Linked DNA regions of Homo sapiens: region 1 is linked to region 2. Evidence: read pairs that join two places in POLR2A ChIA-PET (ENCODE). Cell type or tissue: B cell. All regions are shown on one strand. Links, peaks and the distances in the headings refer to the core of each region. The heading gives the core; the rest is flanking DNA.

Region 1 (2,907 bases), core at 299-2,798, 1.8 Mb before region 2:
TCCTTGGTTATTCTGCTTGTATTGAGTCACTTGAGGCTTTCATTAACACTGTCACTGAACCTGGCAATCCTCAGAGATATTTCAGGGGATCCCCTGGATACGATGGACTCCTTGTCTCCGTTGTATGGCAGCAACAGCTTCTCGGTGGACAGTCAGGGTCAGTCTTCCTCTTAGAGCTCTTGGTCCTGAGGCAAAGCGACAGCGGGGCAGCCTTTACTTCCGGTTCAAAAAAAGCTATGCAGTGTCCATTCCTGGCGGCATTCTCCCTTGGACACTGAGGCCTCTGAACCTTCAATGGAATGGGAAGACAATATTTTGTCAGAGGCTTTCAGGTAGGAGGACAATGGTAGCACTGTAGGTCCCCAGTGTCGCCTAGAAAAACAATATGGAATGAGGAGAAAAGATAAAATTATGCAACAGCAAGCCCTCAGGATAACTTGGAGACAAGAATGCTCAAACTTAAAAAGAACAAGAAAAACAAATAACATAGAAATTACCTGGCCGGGCGTGGTGACTCACGTTTGTAATCCCAGCACTTTGGGAGGTTGAGGTGGACAGATTCCTTGAGCCCAGGAGTTCGAAACTAGCCTGGGCAACATGGTGAAAACCTGTCTTTACAAAAAATACAAAAATTAGCTGGGTGTGGTTGTGTGCACCTGCAGTTCTAGCTACTTGGGAGGCTGAGATATGAGGATTATTTGAGCCTAGGAGGTCCAGGCTGTACTGAGCTTTGATTGCACCACTGCACTCCAGCCTGGGTGACAGAGTGAGACAAGAAAGAAAGAAAAAAGAAAGAAAGAGAAGAGAAGAAAAGAAAGAAAAAGGAAAAACAAATGGCAGCTCAGACTTTCCTTCCCACGCACCCATTCCAGCCCCACCTGCCACAAGACTGGCTGAGGAAAACTGGGGCAAAGGAGAGGAGGGAGTTGTAATGGGGCTTAAGCTTGATCTAAGACCTCACCAAAAACACTAAGTACACCTTGAGCCTGAAAATGTTCAAAAGTGTCTGCAGTAGTGTCAGAGCTGGGACAATAGGTGGGAGGTTTAAAAGTACACGTGAGGCCAGGCACGGTGGCTCACGCCTGTAATCCCAGCACTTTGGGAGGCCAAGACGGGTGGATCACCTGAGGTCAGGAGTTCGAGACCAGCCTGGCCAACATGGTGAAATCCCATCTCTACTAAAAATACAAAATTAGTCAGGTATGGTGGCATGTGCCTGTAGTCCCAGCTACTCAGGAGGCTAAGGCAGGAGAATCGCTTGAACCGAGGAGGTGGAGGTTGCAGTGAGCTGAGACTGTGCCACTGCACTCCAGCCTGGATGACAGAGCGAGACTTTGTCTCAAAAAAAAGTTATACGTGAAATGTGAAGCCACAGTCTTGGAAACACATAGATCCTTGGGGAGCAACTACCCACAAAAGAAAGGAAAAGTGTCCTTTGGCATTTGGGTGTGAAGAGAGAGGCAAATGGAGAAGTTTAATTGCCCTCCAAGACAAAAAAAAAAAGAAGGCCCACAACCCCCACCCCTGCAAAAACAAATTCACTAAAGCATCTGGACTTCACAATGTTGCCAGAAGAGGGCGTGTTATCTAGGGATCTTGTAAAACACCCAATACCACAAAAATGAATAATGAAAAGATAGGTTCATACAGCTATTGCAAAATATCAGAAAATGAATTTCATCACATATGAACCAAGGAAAATTCACACAAACCTCTGAAACAATAGCCATGAAGAAGAAGAAAGCTGTAATACAACACTAAACAGAACCAAATATATGCAAAACAAGCATTTGAAGACATGCAAAACCATTTTGGGTGGGAAATTTAAAAACAAAGAACAGAAATAGACAAAATAGAGGAAGAAATGAAAATAGATTTGGTTGAACTCAGGAAAGAAATGGAATAAACAGACAAAATTATCTAGAAGTAAAGATTAAATTACAAGATGCCCAAGGGAGAATAAATTCAAATAAAAATTTAATAAGGGGCATTGAAGGAATACAGGTAACCAAGCAAGAGAATGAAAATGAGATAAAGAAGTAGGCTGGGTCCAAAGAAAGTAATGGAAACAGAATATACTCAAAGAAGGAATCACATGTGTATTATTGGAGTCCCTGAAGAAAAAATAAACAAGTAAACCACAACTAATATTTAACACTGTAAGAAAACTGTCCAGGAGCAAAAACTCTGCACATTGGAAGAGCCCACTGGGAATGTGGGCAGATTCACTCAGTGTGATCAACTTTGAAACATATCCTAGTAAAACTCTAATTTCAAAGACTCTTTTTTTTTTTTTTTTTTTTTTTGAAACGGAGTCTCACTCTGTCAACCAGGCTGGAGTGCAGTGGCATGATCTTGGCTCACTGCAACCTCCACCTCCTGGATTCAAGTGATTGTCCTGCCTCAGCCTCCTGAGTAACTGGGATTACAGTCACCTGACACCACGCCCGGATAATTTTTGTATTTTTGGTAGAGACGAGGTTTCGCCATGTTGGCCAGGCTGGTCTGGAACTCCTGACGTCAGGTAATCTGCCCACCTCGGCCTCCCAAAGTACTGGGATTACAGGTGTGAGCCACTGTGCCCAGCCTCAAAGACTCTTTTAAAAAAACCCTCAAGGACTCCAGGCAAAAAGATCAAATAACTCACAAAGGCAAAATAATTAAATAATGAGAATGACAGCAGACTTTTTTTTTTTGAGACGGAGTCTCGCTCTGTTGCCCAGGCAGGAGTGCGATGGCGCGATCTCGGCTCACTGCAGGCTCCGCCTCCCAGGTTCACACCATTCTCCTGCCTCAGCCTCCCGAGTAGCTGGGACTACAGGTGCCCACCACCACACCCGGCTAATTTTTTGTATTTTTTTTTAGTAGAGACGGGGTTTCACCATGTTAGCCAGATGGTCTTGATCT
Region 2 (2,907 bases), core at 259-2,758:
GTTGGGACAAGCTTACATGGTTTGCATATTCGTTTTGGTCAGGTCGAAGGCCCAATCCACGGTGGCTGGCTCCAGTCCAGACACTCGCTTACATTCAATGGAGACATTCAACCTGAGAAGAGGACAGGACGTGTACGGAATTGGTTACAGCACTCCTGCCAGGGCACTGCTGTTCCTCCCTCAGAATCACAGGGAGGAAGGCCCAGTCTCAGTTACTGCACAGAGAAAAGCCAACCCTGTATCTGCCCCAGCATGACTAGAGAAGGTGCAGGAACAAAGTCTTTCAGGCTGAGATTAACAACTGTGGCCACACGGCCCACCCCCCAACCACAAGGCCCGTTTCCTGCCTCCCCAAGCTGTCCTAATCCGCCTCGGCACTTTGTAAACTTCTTGTCCCTCTCTGCTCTCTCTTTATTCTTTTTCTACCTTTTCTGTCTCTTCTGTACTTTGTTATAAACACTCATGTCTTCTGTTATTTAGTTCCTGCCCTTAGGCATTTTTCCTGTTGCTGTAATTTCTGAGCTGACTCCTCACTAGGCTCCCATGGGACCCCATTCCTCTTATCTACCAATTGCGCCTTCAAAACCACTGGGTGACCCTAGGTCCTTCGAGAAGACTACGGCTCAACACGCCCCACCCCGCCCCAGGAGTCCTGCCTGCCTCATCTGAGCAGGGGGGATACTCTCAGCTGATCAAACAGATTGAGGCAGGAATGGTGGCTCACACCTGTAATCCCAGCACTTTGGGATGCCAAGGCATATGGATCACCTGAGGTCAGGAGTTCGAGACTAGCCTGACCAACATGGTGAAATCCCGTCTGTACTAAAACTACAAAAAAATTAGCTGGGCATGGTGGTGGGTGCCTGTAATCCCAGCTACTCGGGAGGCTGAGGCAGGAGAATCGCTTGAACCTGGGAGGCGGAGGTTGCAGTGAGCCAAGATCGTGCCATTGCACTACAGCCTGGGCAGTGAGAGCGAAACTCTGTCTCCAAACAAACAAAAAAAAACCGGGTGAAGCAGGCTTCAGCCCAACACTGTTTTTCTAAACCCACAAATGCCTAAGTGTTAAGGTATCTGTTTCTAAATGAAATTTAAGTAAAAAACAGTTAAACTCCTTGACTGATCTGTGAAATCACATTCCCTAGAGAGCACTACATTCTGAAAGGACTAGAGTCAGCAAACTCTAAGCCTTTAAAGAGCTCCCGTATCAATACCTTTCAGTGACCTTTGACACAACCCCCAGAGGATGTACGCACTGGAATCCCATCACCTCTACTGACTGGCACACCACACTCAGCCTTATGAATTCAGAACTCCCTGCCCCTGAAGCATCTTCCTTTCTTTATCACCCACTTAGCCATCACAGCTGCCCAAACACAGCACTGCACCTATCTTAACTATAAAATGTCCAAAGCCCACCTGCAGGTACGAATTCTCCATTAAAGTACATGAAAGTAAGATCACAACCACAGGAACCACACAAAATTCAAGGCACCAGAGGAGCCCAGACTTGGCTGGCAATGCCTGTTTTGGAGCTATTCCACATTTCTGGAAGTCAATGGGAATACGGAATATGAAAACACTATGAGGCCGGGCACAGTGGCTCACGCCTGTAATCCCAGCACTTTGGGAGGCCGAGGCGGGCGGATCATGAGGTCAGGAGTTCGAGACTAGCCTGGCCAACATAGTGAAACCCCATCTTTAATAAAAATACAAAAAATTAGCCGGGCGTGGTGGGGGGTGCCTGTAATCCCAGCTACTCCGGCGGCTGAGGCAGGAGAATTGCTTGTACCAGGGAGGCAGAGGTTGCAGTGAGCCAAGATCATGCCATTGTACTCCAGCCTGGGCGAGACTCTGTCTCAAAAACAAAAACGAAAACACTATGAGATATCACAATATGGGATATCTAAAGTATGTCAAAAGACTTTCCAGGCCGGGCGCAGTGGCTCACGCCTACAATCTCAGCACTTCGGGAGGTTGAGGCAGGTGGATCACCTGAGGTCAGGAGTTCGGGACCAGCCTGGCCAACATGGCGAAACTCCGTCTTTACTAAAAATACAAAAATTAGCAGGGCGTGATGTCATGTACTTGCAGTCCCAGCTACTCAGGAGGTAGAGGCAGGAGAATCACTTGAACCCAGGAGGCAGAGGCTGCAGTGAGCCGAGATCGTGCCACTGCACTCCAGCCTAGGCACAGAGCGAGACTCTGTCTCAAAAAAAAAAAAAAACAAAAAAAACCTCATACCAGCTGCTACTTACTGAGCTGCATATATTCTCTTTCTTCCTTAAAAAAAACCTTCCAAGTTTGGCTGGGCACGGTGGCTCACACCTGTAATCCCAGCACTTTGGGAGGCCGAGGCGGGCGGATCACAAGGTCAGGAGATCGAGACCATCCTGGCTAACACGGTGAAACCCCATCTCTACTAAAAATACAAAAAATTAGCCGGGCGTGGTGGCGGGTGCCTGTAGTCCCAGCTACTCGGGAGGCTGAGGCAGGATAATGGCGTGAATCCGGGAGGCTGAGCTTGCAGTGAGCCGAGATGGCGCCACTGCACTCCAGCCTGGGTGACAGAGCAAGACACCATCTCAAAAAAAAAAAAAAAAAAACAGCTTGCAAGTTTGGCATCATCATCCTATTTGACAGGTAAGAAAATGAGGCTTGAGGAATATGAGTGACTTCTCCAAGTAGAGTTATTAAGAAGCCCAGCTACAATTCAATCCCCCAGAGCCCCAGTTTATCCCCAAGCCAAGATGTTACATTCTGGAAGCACAACTCATCAACAGCATCTCAGGTAAGGCAGATTATACTTCCTATTTTAGAAACCAAAACGAGAAAAAAACGTGAGGGGGCCTTCACTCCAGAGCCTATAGTTAACTGGATCAGTAATAGTAACAGCAAACAGGGTGA

The links. Peaks named below come from ENCODE experiments on the same cell type or tissue, not always from the same donor. Only the 100,000 strongest peaks of a DNase experiment are listed, where the experiment ranks them.
Region 1: POLR2A ChIA-PET joins it to region 2 with 9 read pairs; 1 of 35 experiments calls an interaction of 5 or more read pairs at or near these places.

The regions. Positions count from the first base shown.
Region 1 is chr11:65,768,657-65,771,563 of GRCh38, reverse strand. No RefSeq gene overlaps it. Among named protein-coding and RNA genes, the nearest start is that of AP5B1, 11 kb to the left of the region's middle. In B cell, for the core only: CTCF peaks have their summits at 1,383 and 1,584 (motif pointing right); a DNase peak (open chromatin) is centred at 1,573.
Region 2 is chr11:63,949,443-63,952,349 of GRCh38, reverse strand. It overlaps NAA40 (N-alpha-acetyltransferase 40, NatD catalytic subunit), which reads right to left. Exons shown (of 8, transcript NM_024771.4): 4 at 17-112. Among named protein-coding and RNA genes, the nearest start is that of NAA40, 12 kb to the right of the region's middle. In B cell, for the core only: no CTCF peak of the experiment used is centred there; no DNase peak of the experiment used is centred there; H3K27ac peaks cover 401 bases.